Regions from separate parts of the Homo sapiens genome. Here region 2 is linked to region 1. Evidence: chromatin loops called from intact Hi-C (ENCODE). Cell type or tissue: pancreas. All regions are shown on one strand. Each heading gives the region's core, and the rest is flanking DNA. Links, peaks and the distances in the headings are about the cores only.

Evidence for each region. A loop is a pair of places that touch in the nucleus more often than their neighbours do. Peaks named below come from ENCODE experiments on the same cell type or tissue, not always from the same donor. Only the 100,000 strongest peaks of a DNase experiment are listed, where the experiment ranks them.
Region 2: it touches region 1 in a loop (2.1-fold over the local background); 13 of 110 quality-filtered maps call a loop at or near these places.

What each region holds. Positions count from the first base shown.
Region 1 is chr14:63,659,925-63,668,260 of GRCh38, forward strand. It overlaps LOC105370532 (a long non-coding RNA gene), which reads left to right. Exons shown (of 3, transcript XR_001750790.3): 3 at 5,000-5,481. Among named protein-coding and RNA genes, the nearest start is that of WDR89, 22 kb to the left of the region's middle. RefSeq lists an enhancer at 2,522-3,522. In pancreas, for the core only: no CTCF peak of the experiment used is centred there; DNase peaks (open chromatin) are centred at 3,127, 3,857 and 4,107; H3K4me3 peaks cover 265 bases; H3K27ac peaks cover 710 bases.
Region 2 is chr14:63,711,107-63,719,442 of GRCh38, forward strand. The region is part of intron 1 of SGPP1 (sphingosine-1-phosphate phosphatase 1); the gene reads right to left. Among named protein-coding and RNA genes, the nearest start is that of SGPP1, 13 kb to the right of the region's middle. In pancreas, for the core only: no CTCF peak of the experiment used is centred there; no DNase peak of the experiment used is centred there.

The DNA.
Region 1 (8,336 bases), core at 227-8,226:
TGAGGTTTTGTGTGTGGGTGGCTGTACAGAAGGACAACATGACATTTTCTCTTACCAGTCCTGCCCTCTCCCGCCCGCAAGAAACAAAGGCTTTTTCTTCCTTGCTCACCAATCAGTTTGTCCATTATGCTGTGATTCTATTTCAGTCAGGATGCGTTATAAGACAGTAATTAAGAAGGCCAGGCCAGGCACAGTGGCTTACGCCTGTAATCCCAGCACTCTGGGAGACTGAGATGGGTGGATCACCTGAGGTCAGGAGTTCGAGACCAACCTGGCCAACATGGTGAAACCCCGTCTCTACTAAGAATACAAAAATTAGCTGGCCGTGGTGGTGGGTGCCTATAATCCCAGCTAGTTGGGAGGCTGAGGCAGGAGAATTGCTTGAACCCGGGAGGTGGAGATTGCAGTGAGCCGAGATTGTGCCACTGCACTCCAGCCTAGGCAATACAGTGAGACTCTGTCTCAAAAAAAAAAAAAAAAAAAAAAAGGTAATTCAAGAATATTTAATGGAGACTTTGGGACCTGAACGGGGGTTAAAGGATGGATAACAGCCAGATGGCAGGAGTGGCCAGTGCAAAAAATTTATCTCTGGGAAAGAGCACATGCATGGGGACTAGTGAAGCAGTCAGCCTGGCTGCAGAGAAGGTGTTGCTAGTTAATGGGAGATAAGGTTGGTACATGGGATAAAGTTATGGGCATGAACACAGGCACAGGTGTTTATATCTGAAGTAAACAGGGACTCTGTAGGCTCTTGAGCAAAAATAACATGATAAAATCAATACTTGAACATTAGTGTGAAAGTTAGCAGGATGCAAAATGAATTCCTGGTGTGCCTCCTTCCCAAACTCTCCACACTGGATTAGCCCCCACACTTGGCATGGAGCTAAATGAAGACTATCCCTCGAAGTTTTAGCAACGAAAGGGAAAAAAGAGTCAATGGCTGCCTATAAAGAGCAGCAGGGTTAAACAAAGATAAATTTGAAAAGAAGAGCAGATTTGGAAGAAAACAGCAATATTCAGTTTTTAATTCACCAAATATTTACTGAGCCTTTAGTACATGCAAAACACTGCTAAGTACTGTGCCGAATATACAGTTCCTCTTTTCAAGGAGAGAGTAATACAGGTACACAGCTCCCTATCATGGAATGCAAGAATGCTGGGAGAATAGGAATGAAGAAGAGAGTATTCTAGACAAGTGGCTCTCAAACTTTTTGGTCTCAGGACCCCTCAATACTCTTAAAAATTATTGAAGGCCTCAAAGAGCTTTTGTTTATGTGGGTTTTGTCTATCTATCAATATTTTCAATATTAGAAATTAAAACAAAAATCTGGCCGGGCGCGGTGGCTCATGCCTGTAATCCCAGCACTTTGGGAGGCCAAGGCAGGCAGATCATGAGGTCAAGAGATCGAGACTATCCTGGCCAACATGGTGAAACCCTGTTTCTACTAAAAATACAAAAATTAGCCGGGCATGGTGGCACGCGCCTATGGTCCCAGCTACTTGGGAGGCTGAGGCAGGAGAATCGCTTGAACCCATGAGGTGGAGGTTGCAGTGAGCCGAGATTGAGCCACTGCACTCCAGCCTGAGCAACAGACCAAGACTCTGACTCAAAAAAAAAAAAAAACCCAAAGTCTAAAAAGATGTATTTACCCATTTTTGAGTAGCGATATTAAACCCATTACATGTTATCATAAACATTTTAAGAAAAATATATTTTCTAAAACAAAGAAAAATAGGTACAACAAAGAGTTATTCTGTTTAATGTATTTGCAGATCTCCTTACTGTCTGGCATATAGAAGAAACCTGGATTCTCATATCTGACTCTGCCTTCAAACTATTGTGATTTTTTTTTTAAGTATTTGAAGCAAACCTGTCCTCATACAGACATGGAGTAGGAAAAGGGAGGAATTTTCAGACCCCTTGAAAGAGTATTAGGGACCCCCAGGAGTCTTTGGTTCACATTTTGAGAACCCCTTTTTTAAACTATAATTAGTTATATAATCCTCCAGTAGGATTTATTTGTCAAAAAAACTCCCTGCATTCCCAACACTAATGAGAGCTAATAGAATGGGAATGACACTTGTCAGTTTTTTTGTTTGTTTTTTTGCCCAGGCTGGAGTGCAATGGCGCGATCTCGGCTCAAGAGATTCTCCTGCCTCAGCCTCACGAGTAGCTGAGATTACAGGCGCATGCCATCACACCCGGCTAATTTTTGTATTTTTTGTAGAGATGGAGTTTCACCGTGTTGCCCAGGCTAGTCTCAAACTCCTGAGCTCAAGTGATCTACCTGCCTCGATCTCCCAAAATGCTGGGATTACAGGTGTGAACCACCGCGCCTGGCCTAAATTGTTTTTTTGTAATCTAAAAAGAGGAAACTAAATTTTACTAATTGTTGTGCCAAACCCCTATTAACCTCTGTAAGGAAGGCACCAGGTTCAAGAGGCCAAAGGAGAGACCCAGAACCAGCAAATAAGACCTGGGGTTTTATTAGGGGATTACATACATGGAAGAGAATCCAGTGGCAGCAGGCTGGAAAGGGGAATTGCCTTAATTAGAGAAATGGTCCAGTGGCAGTGGGATGGACAAGATATCTGTCTTACCTACAATCCAATGGTGGCAGGTTGGACAACATGACCCCCTGCCTATAGTCCGGGGCTGGTGCACTGGACATCACAGCCACATGGCCCAGTGACGACTGGCTGCGCAGAAAAACCACAATCATTTGCAAATAGTATGCAATTAATATAGCATTTTCACCTAACACCCTCCCTCTAACAACCTCCACTTGGCAAGCTGCATCCAACCCAAAACTCAGGGCCTAAATCCCCTGTATGGCCCCTGGTCCACTGTGTTATGGGATCCTTGGGGGTGTTGCTTTTCCAGCCGGAAACCTCTGTGGCCAGTGGCGCCTTTGCCTGAGTTTTGCTCAGGCCCATTGGGCCGAATCAGCCTGTCAGGCTGTGCTCAGCTCATGCTACCTGCCAAGATCCCACACCTTCTGAGATGAGTGGAGTGGAGTGGTGACAGGTGTGTGAGCAAGTGAGCACGGGGTCCAGCCACTGCAAACAGCCAGGCACATCGGCTGCAGTAGGGCAGGCAGCTCCAGGCACCACCACGGGCACTGGCTCCCTGCGAAGCTGCAGCTGAACCAGGTGTACCACAAGTAGCTTCCACAGCTGGCACTGGGGAACGTGGTGCTGCCCAGAAGCTTGGAGATGCCAGGAAATGCAGTGTCAAAGAGTATGTCACAGCCTTGGCTTGGGGAGCTTCTAGGTCTGAGCTCATCAAAGGGCCACAGCTCTTCTCTCCTTGTCTCCTGCAATGTGGCAAGCAAGGGGTGTGTTTCAGCCCTGTTTGTGTTACAGCTCTTTTAGACCCGCCATGCGGCAGGTCCTGAGTTCTCGTCCTGTGTCCAGAAAGAATGAGGTACGTGGACAAGTGGAGGGTGAGCAAGGCGAAGAAGAGCTTTACTGAGCAACAGAACAGCTCAGAGACCCACAGTGGGTAGCTCCTCTTTGAAGGGAGGGTGTCCCATCAAGTGTTCGGCTCTCAGCAGAGAGGAGACCCTGGGGTGGGTAGCTCCTCTCCATAGCTGGTCATCCTGTCATCTCCCTGAGTCTGGCTGAGTCAGGTTTTTATCAGCAAGGAAGTGCTTGCTGATTGGTCCACAGGCAGCCATGGGCGGGCCCAGAAAAAAGCACAAATTCCCACTCTGGTCTGCAGGGCTGGCAGCCTGGTCCCCAGGCTTCACGCCTTCCCCAGCTTGAAGGCGGGGCTTCACCAGGGACCTTCCCCTTTCCACCCAGGAGCCTGCCTGCCTCCTGCCACTGTTCATGGTGCCCAGGCTGCTCTTGCAGAGTGGTGCCTGCAGCCCAGCACTGAGCTGCCCTCAGACCCCACTCAGCCTCCCTCCCATGCTTGTTTGTGCCCAAAGCCCGGAGAGGGTCAAGGCGGCAGGGGGCTGGCATGTCAGCACTGCCCCAAGAATGAGCACACCTGGCTGGATTGCAACAGCACCTTGGCTTGGCCTCAACTTTGCACCAAGATCTGATTGGGCTCCAGGAGTAAGGAGAGGCTAGGCAGCGGGAGCAGGCATTTCCGACCCTGCAGCTGCAGCTTGGGCGGCTGCAGGTGCATCCAGGAGGGTGGGGATCCTGCCTGCTCCATGGAATACACAGCCCCAGCCGCGCCTCCCGGCTGCAGCCAGCATTGTCAGAGAGGCTGCTCCAGATGGGCTGCCACTGCCATGAACAGGGCAGGACAGGGGTTCAGATGTTCATCATTGATAAGGAAAAAATGTCCAGGTTGGCCACTCCCAGATTCCCTAGCTTAGAACACACATTCAGATGCATCTGCCATACAGGGTCATTCTCAGGGTAGGCTTCACTTATTGCTCTCAGGTGTGTTTATGCTACACTAAGATTAGTGTGTAGGTTGACATTTGCATCTTCACCAGTCTGAAGGCCTGATGGTCACATCAGGTAGGGAGTATCAGGGACAAGAGCATGAATTCCCTAAGTGTCACTCTCACTTGTTTGTTCATTTTCAGCTGACACATTGTACAATGGTTAAGTAAAAGATTTCCCAATTATAATATTTAGCCTTAAGTAACTTCAAAAAATGGGTGTTGGTTCCCTGCCCAGATTCTACTTACTGGTCATGGTCCCCATTCCCTACATGCTGTGACTCTTGGCTGCTACCAGTTCATACCTGTATCTTTCTGTGAAGAACTGACCATAAATGATGGATGCTACCTAATCAGGAACATCACACTCTGCCACCACCCTCCTGCACTAACTCCAGGCGGCCCATAGCCCACGACTGAATAATACAGGAATACTAAAGCTTGCTTCCTTGCCTCAAGAAGAGACAAGTCCATGGTGCCATCCACACTCCAGAGCTGCTCATGGGATCAAAATGAAGATAGATTTCAACTGAACCCATGTCTTTGCCTAGCTTCTTCCTCTGTCCTATTCTGTTTCTCTCACTCCCTTACAGGTTTCAGCTGACATCACTCTCTCAAAAGAATCGCTGGCACAGGAATCTTCATCTCAAGTTCTGCTTCTTGAGAACATAGCCTGAAACAAGCGTATGATTTTAAAACAATCATGCAAAGAGGACAAGGATTGAAAAGATCAATAATGAAGATAAAAGCAACAACAACAAAATGGCAGAACTAGTTCTTTTCCTACTTCTGGTATAATTTCTTCTTAGCCAAAATATGTGATAAAAATGACAGTTTAATAAAACCTAACAAGATGTCAGTTAAAAGAGAACTACAAAGAGGACTATTTGAAAAAAAAATTCTATCCACTTTCTTTTTTTTTTTTTTTCGAAATGGAGTCTTGCTCTGTCACCCGGCCTGGGCAACAGAGTGAGACCTTGTCTCAAGAAAATTTTTAAAAAGGCAGTATCTTCTGATATTAAGGAAGATGGGTATTTCTAGTGGAATTTCAATAAAAATTTTTCTATAAATAGGGTATAGGACTAAAAAATGAGTATCCTGATTTTTTACTACTTCTTTGAATCTTGGCATCTTTTTCAATTATGTTTCTCATCTATGATAGATATTAAAACCAATAATTAAGATAAATTGAATGTAAACCCATACCTCCTCAGCAGATCTGTAGAACTTATGTAAAAAAATAAAAATACAAAATAAATAAAACCAGACCTTCAAGCATCTTTATTTCCATGATATTAAACCAAGATTAAAAAAAAAAAATCTAACGGTGGCCGGCACAGTGGCTCACACCTGAAATCTCAGTGCTTGGGAGGTTGAGGCAGGAGGGTCACTTGAGGCCATTGGAGTTCAAGGTTGCAGTGAGCTATGATAATGCCACTGCATTCCAGCCTGGGTGACAGAGTGAGACATTGTTTCTTAAGTAAATAACTTTAATGATTACTATTTATAATTGTAGCAAAATATTTAAAAGTTATTAATAAATAAAGTAGTTGGAGTCTCCCTTACTTGCTGACTATAATAGAGAGTCAAAAGAGAAATGCCACATTGAGCCTTGGCCTTTCACATATTAATTCCACTCAAAACAGAAAGATGACTTAGTGGATGTCATATTCTCACCATTTTACCAAACACGTAAGTCATCAGGATCTATATCCTACAGCAAAAAAAAAATAAAAAAAATAAAAAATCAATAAAAACAGGTAAATCACTCTTGTACTCACAGAGGTGGGGAGAAGACAGCAGCTTCCCCCTTCAAACTTCCAAGAGGGCAGAAGTTTTGACAGATATTCCTAACTTACTAGCTGAAGCAAAAATGTACGAGAAAGAGAATGGGTTCCCTCAAAAACAAGAAAATCCCAAAGGTAGCTGGTTACATATATAATATACAAAAATCAATAGCTTTCCCATAAATAAAAAAAAGGTTAAAAATAAAATGAATACAAGAGCTCTTATATTATTACAAGAAGAAAGATTATATACCCAGGGACAAACCAAAGAAATGTGCAGAGCCTGTATGGAGCCAAATGGAGGCTATTTAAGATGACTTCAGTGTATTTTCCCAGAGTCAGCTCAGTTCTTACTTCAGGGAAGACTGCCCAGACACACCCCACCCCGCCAATTAGATAAAATCACTTATTATAAGCTCACTGTATTACCACATCTCTCTCCTCCTTAGCACTTCACAACTTTACATTTATTTGTGCAATTATTTGCTTGATCTCTATCTCCTCTTCTGGATTTCTTAAGATCCATGATTACAGATACATTACTTTAGTTACATTTATATCTCTAATGCTTAGCAGAGTTCCTGGTGTAATAAGTACTCAATAAATATTTGAGTGAATGAATGAGAGGAAAATATATGCCTGTAATCCCAGCACTTTGGAAGGCTGAGGCAGGAGGATCACCTGAGGTCGAGAGTTTGAGACCAGCCTGACCAACATGGAGAAACCCCGTCTCTACTAAAAATACAAAATTAGCTGGGCATGGTGGTGCATGCCTGTAATTCCAGTGACACGGGGAGGCTGAGGCAGGAGAATCGCTTGAACCCAGGAGGTGGAGGTTGTAGTGAGCCGAGATCATGCCATTGTACTCCAGCCTGGACAACAAAAGCAAAACTCTATCTAAAAAATAGATATATACACACAATATATATTATATATAGTATATTATATATATTATATATAGTATATATAGTATATTATAGTATATTATATATATTGTATATTATATATAGTATATTATATATATTGTATATATAATATATATATTATATACGTATATACACATGCTGTGCTTCATAGACAATATTGTAAAAGTTAAATCTACGTAAATTAATCTGTACATGGATTATAATGACAATCAGAATAGCAACACAGCAACAGCAGTTTGTTTTGTTTTGTTTCTGAGATGGAATCTTGCCTGTGGCCCAGGCTGGAGTGCAATGGCGCAATCTCGGCTCACTGCAACCTCCGCCTCTTGGGTTCAAGCAATTCTCCTGCCTCGGTCTTCCATGTAGCTGGGATTACAGGCGCCCGCCACCATGCCTGGCTACTTTTTTTGTATTTTTAGTAGAGACAGTGTTTCACCATGTTGACCAGGCTGGTTTCGAACTCCTGACCTCAAATGATCCACCCGCCTCAGCCTCCCAAAGTGCTAGGATTACAGACGTGAGCCACCGTGCCTGGCCAACAGCAGCATTTTTTGAAACTTGACAAAATGTTAGTATTAGGATTCATCTAGATTCCAGAGTTGCAAATAGTTGCACAACAATGTGAATGCACTTAATGCCACAAAACAGCATATGTAAAATAGTTAAGATGGTAAATTTTTTTTTTTTTTTTTGGACAGTCTCTCTCTGTCGCCCAACCTGGAGTGCAATGTTGCAATCTCGGCTCACTGTAACCTCCGCCTCCCAGGTTCAAGCGATTCTCCCTGCCTCAGCCTCCCGAGTAGCTGGGATTACAGGCACCCACCACCACGCCTGGCTAATTTTTGTATTTTTAGTAGAGATGGGGTTTCTCCATGTTGACTAGGCTGGTCTTGAACTCTTGACCTCAGGTGATCCACCCGCTTTGGCCTCCCAAAGTGCTGGGATTACAGGCGTGAGCCACCGCGCCTGGCCGAAGATGGTAAATTTTATGCTATATAAATTTTACCACAATAAAAAAATCTGGCTGGCAAAAAAAATTTATCTAGAAACATGAGAATAACCCAAAAAAACACTTAAAGAGAAATAAAAGATGCCTTGTTAGAAATTAAAACATATTATAAAGCTACTTGAAACACTTTGTAGCCAGATAATAAATCAATGAAGCTGAATAAAAAATCCGGAAGTAGATTAATATTTATATGGGAATTTAGTATATA
Region 2 (8,336 bases), core at 33-8,032, 51 kb after region 1:
GGGTTCAAGCGATTCTCCTGCCTCAGCCTCCCAAGTAGCTGGGATTACAGGCGTCCACCACCACGCCCAGCTAATTTTTTGTAATTTTAGTAGAGACGGGATTTCCACATGTTGGCCAGGTTGGTCTTGAACTCCTGACCTCAGGTGATCCGCCCACCTCGGTCTCCCAAAGTGCTGGGATTACAGGCGTGAGCCACTGCACCTGGCCATTAAGATTGTTTTCTAGGGATTTATATTGGTGGGAAAATTCTTTACATAATGTATTACTCAGGGTTCTCCAGAGAAACAGAACCAATAGGATATGTATATCTACATATACAAAGAAAAGTTTATTTTAAGGATTGGTCATGCAGTTGTAGGGGCTGGCAAGTCCAAAATCTGCAGGGCAGGCCGACAGGCTGAAGACCCAGGGAAGAGTTAATGTGTAGCTCAAGTCTGAAACCATTCTGTTGGCAGAATTCACTCTTCTTTGGGGGAGGTCAGTCTTCTCTTAAGGCCTTCATTTAATTGGATAAGACCTACTCACATTATGGAGGATAATCTGCTTTACTCAAAGTCCACTGATTTAAATGTTAAACTTGTCTAAAAACTACTTTCAGAAAAACATCTAGATGTTTTGATCATTTTTGATCAAAAGCTGAGTACTTTTGCTGGCCATGGTGGTCAAGGCCTGTAATCCCAGGAAGGCCAAGGTGGGCAGATCACTTGAGGTCAGGAGTTCCAGACCAGCCTGGCCAACATGGCAAAACCACATCTCTACTAAAAATATAAAACTTAGCTAGGCGTGGTGGTAGGCACCTGTAATCCCAGCTACTGGGGAGGCTGAGGCAGGAGAATCGCTTGAACCTGGGAGGCGGAGGTTGCAGCGAGCCAAGATCGCACCACTGCACTCCAGCCTGGGCAACAGAGCAAGACTCCATCTCAAAAAAAAAAAAAAAAAATCTGAGTACCTTTACTCAAATAAACTGATACATAAAATTAATAATCACATATAATATTAAATAAAAAGAATAAACTCCACATATAATATGGTCCCAACTATTTTCAAATTGTAAGGAAATAAAAAATTAACATTAGCTTTTTCTTTTTTTAATTTATTTTCTAAGTCTTCTATAAATTTCAGTACTTATCTTGCTTGTTCTCTTAGCAGAATAACAATGTTAACTACTTTTCTTTTCTAGAAACACCCTCTCTCTTACTTTCACTTCTGGCTTCCCTCTGTACTACATTCATTTTATGATACTGTCCAATCTACACCCCTCTCTTCTGAAAACTTCCCCCACTTGGACCCAGCAGTGTGGCCCTGGAGACATGCTCATCCCCTGTGATCCTGCTCCCTTGACCACAGCTACTTGGATCAGGAATGAACACTTGGCACTAGGGAAGCAAAACCATTGGCTGTGCTGAGCCAGTCAGATTCTTTTTTCTAAAAGTAGCTGCAAATAAAGTCAGAAAGAGAGTCTCTACTGTGTGCTTGAATTTATAAAAATAAAACTATGAGTGAGGCAGACATGTGCGTATGAAAACAGAACATTTTTAATTTTTTTGTATTTTTTACTTATTTTTTGTTTGTTTTTTTGAGGGAGGGTCTTGCTCTGTTGCCCAGGCTGGAGTACAATGGCACCGTTACAGTTCACTGCAGCCTCAACCACCTGGACTCAAGTGATCCTCCTGAGTAGCTGGGACTATAATCCCAGCTACTTGGGAGGCTGAGGCAGGAGAATTGCTTGAGTCTGTGAGGTGGAGGTTGCAGTGAGCCGAGATCGTGCCATTGTACTCCAGCCTGGGCAACAAGAGCAAAACTCTGTCTCAAAAAAAAAAAAAAAAAAAAAATGGCATTTCACCATGTTGCCCAAGCTGGTTTCGAGCTCCTGGGCTCAAGCAATCCACCATTCTCAGCCTCCCAAAGTTCTGGGATTACAGACCTGCACCACTGTGCCCAGCAGACCCTCTCTTCTTCTGTGTGTACTCATTTTGCACCTATATGCTGATGACAAGAAACTGGTCCTGATCTTCATGTATAGAACCATCTCCTGGACAGCTCCAGATGACTTATAGACACTTCAAACTCGAAATACCTAAAACTGAAGTCATCTCCATGCCGTTGCCACTTTCCCCAAATCTGACCCACTTTCATTATTTGCTATTTCTATAAACCAAACTACTACTTCTCAGCTTGCCAAGCAGGAAACCTCAGAACAATACTTTTTTTCCTTCTTACTGATATATCCAATTAGTCACCATGTTTTGTCAATTCTACCTCTTAATATCTATCAAATTCACCCATTTCTCTCTACTGCCATTGACACTAAGTCAGGGACTGGCAAAGCTTTTTGTAAAGAGCCTGATAGCAACTATTTAGGCTCTGTGGCCTAAACGGTCTATGTCAGAACTGGTGTCAGTCATAATCCCAAAAGATACAATCCTGAATGTTGAAATCCCAAAAGATCAAAATCTCTAAAGTCTAAAATCTCTAATATCTAAAATCCTGAAAATTAAAAACCCAAAATATTAAAATCCTGGAATTTGAAAGCCAAAATCTAGGGAAGAAATTTAGCACATTTTTGGTTGTATGTGGGATAGCCATATCATGTTAGGTGAAGTATTTTCTTGCTATTGTCTTTACATGGAAATTATATACAGTTCATACATATGGGTGTGAAGTTGACAAGGTTTGAATTTGTGGACTTAATTTTAGGTGTCAGCTTGACTGGATTAAGAAATACCTAGAAATCTGGTAAAGCATCATTTTGGGTGTGTCTGTGAGCATGTTTCCAGAGGAGATTAGTGTATGAGTCAGAGTGGACTAGATGGGAAAGATCTGCCCTCAATGTTGGCATGCACCATCTAATCTGCAGGAGGCCCAGACAGAACATATCCAGAAGGTTAACTGGATTCTTTGGGAGATGGGACAGACTTTTCTTCTGCTGCCTTGGATGTTAGAACTCCAGGCTCACCAGCCTTGGGATTCCAGCACATACTTACACCAGCAACCACCCAGATCCTGAGGCTTTCAGCCTTGGACTGGGAGTTACACCATCAACTTCCCTGGTTCACAAGGTAAAAATGTAGAAACTTAATAAACGAAGTGATGTACATCTGCATTTGTGAAAGATAAAATTTCTTGAGATCTTGACTCTTTGGGTGACTGCACATGTGGTAGCTGGCCCATGTGGTTTTTGATGGATCTCATCAAAAGGCTCAGATTGTCTATCATGGTATTTCAGATGACCACAGTTAATAAAGTGGAGTGCACACAATTACCAGCCATAGTGATAAATGTTTGTACTTCACTTTTTTAACTCTTTATTTTTTTTAATTTTCATTTTTTACTAATGGAGTCTCGTTCTATCTCCCAGGCTAAGACACAGTGGCATGATTATAGTTCGCTGCAGCCTCCAACTCCTGGGCTCAAGTGATCCTCCCACCTCAGCTTCCCAAGTATCTGGGACTACAAGTACATACCACCACACCTGGCTAATGTTTAAATTTTGTGTAGAGAAAGGGTCTTGATTTGTTGCCCAGGCTGGTCTCGAACTCCTGGCCTCAAGTGATCCTCCTGCTTTGGCTTTCCAAAGTGCTGGGATTACAGGCATGTGCCACCATGCCCAGCCTTGACCTCCTTCTATTTTTATTTATTTTTTTTTTTTTGAGACAGGGTCTCACTGAGTTGCCCAAGCTGGAGTATAGTGATGTGGTTACAGCTCACTGCAGCCTCAGGTGATTTTTCCCCACCTTAGCCTCCAGAGTAGCTGGGACCACAGGCACACACCACCACGCCTGGCTAACTTTCTATATTTTTTATAGTGATGGAATTTCACCATGGTGCCCAGGCTGGTATCCTGAGCTGAAGAGATCCTCCTGCCTCAGCCTCCTAAAGTGCTGGGATTACAGGCATGAGCCACTGCTCCCAGCCGACCTTTTTTTTTTTTTTTTTTGAGATGGAGTGTTGCTCTTGTTGCTCATGCTGTGATTTTGGCTCACTGCAACCGCTGCCTCCCGAGTTCAAGTGATTCTCCGCCTCAGCCTACCAAGTAGTTGGGATTACAGGCGCCTGCCACCACGCCCAGCTAATTGTTTGTATTTTTAGTAGAGACAGGGTTTCACCACGTTGGCCAGGCTGGTCTCGAACTCCTGACCTCAGGTGATCCACCCACCTCAGCTTCCCAAAGTGCTGGGATTACAGGCATAATCCACCGCACCCAGCCAATGACCTTATGAATACAGTTCATCTGCTCATAACTGTTGTACCTGTGCAACTGTCATTAGTATACCTGAGTATGCTTATAAAAATATGTATGTTATTATTGTCTATTTTATTGTTTAAAGTGACTTATGAAGCATTCTGTTGTGTGTTTGTATGTTGTTCGAATAAAACCCCCTTTTTTTTGAGCCGGAGTTTCACTCTTGTGAAACTCAGATCCATGAGAAAAGGGAAACAAATGAGCCCTGTGATTGCATTATCCTGCTGCTAGAGGCAGTTTCCAGGCTGTAGCACAGGAGGAAGAATCAAAACTGAGTCCAGCAGTTTCCCTGAGTTAAGGGGAGAAAGACTAGTATCCTCAGAAGCCAAAGAGGCTGTAATTTGCAGGACAGAGTATTGGAGAGACAAATCTCAGAGACTGAGCCCTGGAGATATGTAGAGGGAACTCATGAAGTTGCTGGCTGAGTACTAATCTGTGCATGCATGGGGAGAAATCCACCAGACTGTAGAAAAAACCACTGTGGAGAGGAGCAGGCCAAACAATTCCCAAAGCTCATATAAGCTTGCAATTGCTTTCCCATCAAGCAGTGAAGAGGGAATTGGGTAGAATGGTTAGAAGGTTATCATGTAAGTAGTGAAGCTAAATTAGCCTTAACCTACGATTATTCTGGACCATCCTATCAAACCTAGAAGGATTTAAACTGACAAGTAATTTAACTGCACACCAGAACAAACTCCAAGACTATGTAAAGAAATACAACAAAATCCAAAACTGTAAAAATTACCAAGCAAGGAATTAGGAAAATATGATCTATAATCAGGAGAAATAATAGAAACACACAAAGATGACAAAGATGATGGAATTAGAAGATAAATACCTTAAGATTGCTATAAAACATCTTATAAATTGGCTGGGCAAGGTACTGTAATCCCAGCACTTTGGGAAACGGGGGTGAGAGGATAGTATGAGCCCAGGAGTTCAAGACCAGCCTGGCCAACATGGTGAAACCCCATCTCTACTAAAAATACAAAAATTACCTGGGTGTGGTGGCGAGCGCCTGTAATCCCAGGTACTTGGGAGGCTGAGGCAGGAGAATCGCTTGAATCCGGGGGGTGGAGGTTGCAGTGAGCCAATATCACACCTCTGCACTCTAGCCTGGGCAACAGAGCAAGACTCAGTCTCAAAAAAACAAACAAAAAAATTAAAAATATAAAATTAAAAAATTTAAAAAATTAGCCAGGCATGGTGGCACACACCTGCAGTCCTAGCTACTCTGGATGCTGAGGCAGGAGGTTCCCTTAAACCCAAGAGTTCGAGGCTCTTGGGTTTAAGATCTCACAATTGCACCCCAGCCTGGGTGACAGTGAGTCTCTGTACCCAATAATACTTTTTTTTTTTTTGAGATAGAGTCTCACGCTGTCACCCAGGCTGGAGTGCAGTGGCACAATCTCAGCTTACAGCAACCTCTGCCTCCTGGGTTCAAGCAATTCTCCTGCCTCAGCCTCCCAAGTAGCTGGGATTACAGGCGCCCACCAACATGCCAGCTAATTTTTGTATTTTTAGTAGAGAGGAGGTTTCTGCATGTTGGCCAGGCTGGTCTCAAACTCCTGACCTCAGCTGATCCACCTGCCTTGGCCTCCCAAAGTGCTGGGATTACAGGCATGAACCACCGTGCCCAGGACCCAACTGTAATTTTTAAAAATCTTCTGAACTTACTCAAGAATACAGAAATATAATGAGCTGAGAAATTGAAGATTTTTTAAAAGACCCAAATGCAATTTCTAGATATAAACTACACAGAATCTGAAATTATACCCTATCCTACTTGATAAAATTACCAGAAAATTAGAGATTGCAAAAGAACAGGTAAGTGAACTTAAAGCCATAGCAACAGAAACTGTAAAAAAGGAAGCAGGGAAAGCAAAAATGCTTAAAAAAAAAAAAAAGAATAGAGCTTCAGGGACCTGTGAATGAACAGTTTAAAACACATGAAATTGGAATTTCTCTTTTTTTTTTTTTTTGAGACGGAGTCTCACTCTGTCGCTCACGCTGGAGTGCTGTGGCATGATATCCGTTATCGGCTCACTGCAAGCTCCACCACCCAGGTTCACGCCATTCTCCTGCCTCAACCTCCCGAGTAGCTGGGACTACAGGCACCCACCATCATGCCCGGCTAATTTTTTTGCATTTTTAGTAGAGCTGGGGTTTCACCATGTTAGCCAGAATGGTCTCAATCTCCTGACCTCGTGATCCGCCAGCCTCGGCCTCCCAAAGTGCTGGGATTACAGGCATGAGCCACCACACCCGTACTGAAATTGGAATTTCCAAAGAACCGAATGGAAGTGGGGAAGGGAGAGGAAAAAAATTCTAAAAATAATGCTGAAGATCTTCCAAATATAACGAAAACTACAAACCCATGGATTCAAGCTCAATGACCTCAAAGCAGAAGAAATACAAAGAAAAAGCATGTTAAGGCACATCATTTTTAAATTGCTCAACACTAGAGAAAAAGAGAAAATTTTAAAACCAGCCAGAATAAAAAATACATATTAAGTACTGGGGATCACAAATAAGAATTTCAGCAGATATTTTGTCAAAAACTATGCAAGCCAGAAGGCAATGGTACAACATAGTACTAAAAGTGCCAAAAGTAGCCGGGCACAGTGGTTTACAACTGTAATCCCAACACTTTAGGAGGCTGAGGCAGGCAGATTACTTGAGGTTAGGAGTTTGAGACCTGCCTGGCCAACACAGTGAAACCCTATCTCTACTAAAATTACAAAAAAATTAGCCAGGCATGTTGGTGCTCGCCTGCAGTCCCAGCTACTTGGGAGGCTGAGGCAGGAGAACTGCTTGAACCCAGGAGGTGGAGGTTGCAGTGAGCCAAGATTGGGCCACTGTATGCCATCCTGGGGAACAGCGCAAGACTCCATCTCAAAAAAAAAAAAAAGAAGTGCCAAGAGAAAAAACAAAACTATCAACCTAGAATTCTGAATTCTGTATCTTTATTTTTGGATTCTGTACCTCATGAAAATATTTTTCCAAAATTAATTCAATATATTTTTCAAATAAAAGAGCTAAGGAAATGTTATCACCAGCAGATCTATAGTAGAAAAAATGTGAAAAGAGGCTCTTTAGGTAGGAGAAAAATTATACCAGTTCCAAAACCATATTGGGACATTCTATATCATACATTGGAACATTATACAAAAATAATAACGATGAATTGTGAGCCTTAGGACATATATGGATATAAATGCATGACAAAGAGAGGGCAGGGATAAGTGGAAATATACTGTTGCAAGGTTCTGATGCTATACTTGAACTAATGTAATATTATTTTAAGGTGAAGCAACCACTAAAAAAAGATACAGTTTTTAAAAATCAACATGTGCCCTATAAATATATGCCTACTAGGTACCCATAGCAATAAAAAAATTAAAAATCTGTAAAGATCAGTAAGTAAAATACCAATAATCTAAGTGAAAAAAAATAAAAGAAATGCTTTGAATAGACAGCTCACAGAAAAGGAAACATAAGTGGTCAATAAACCTATGGAAAGTTCTTCAACTTTACTGATAAGACTAATTCAAATTAAATACAATGTTAAAATTACTTTGTCATCTGTAAAATTAGGATAGTAAAAATTCATATATATGTATATACATATATATATATATATATATATATATATATATATATATTTTTTTTTTTTTTTTTTTTTTTTTTTTTTGACATGGAGTTTAGCTCCTGTCATCCAAGCTGGAGTGCAGTGGCATGATCTTGGCTCACTGCAACGTATGCCTCCCAGGTTCAAGCGATTCTCCTGCCTCAGCTCCCGAGTAGCTGGGATTACAGGTGCTTGTCACCACACCCGGCTAATTTTTGTATTTTTAGTAGAGACAGGGCTTCTCCATGTCTGACCTCGGCTGATCCGCCCACCTCAGCCTCCCAAAGTGCTATGATTACAGGTGTGAGCCACCACGCCTGGCCACATAAAAATTATTTTTTTTTAATTTAAGAAAAATTATTTTGAGGAATATCAATAAATTTGATAACATACTGCAACACTGAAAGCATAGGAAACCAGATACTCTCATACATTTCCAGGATGAATGTAAATTAGTACAA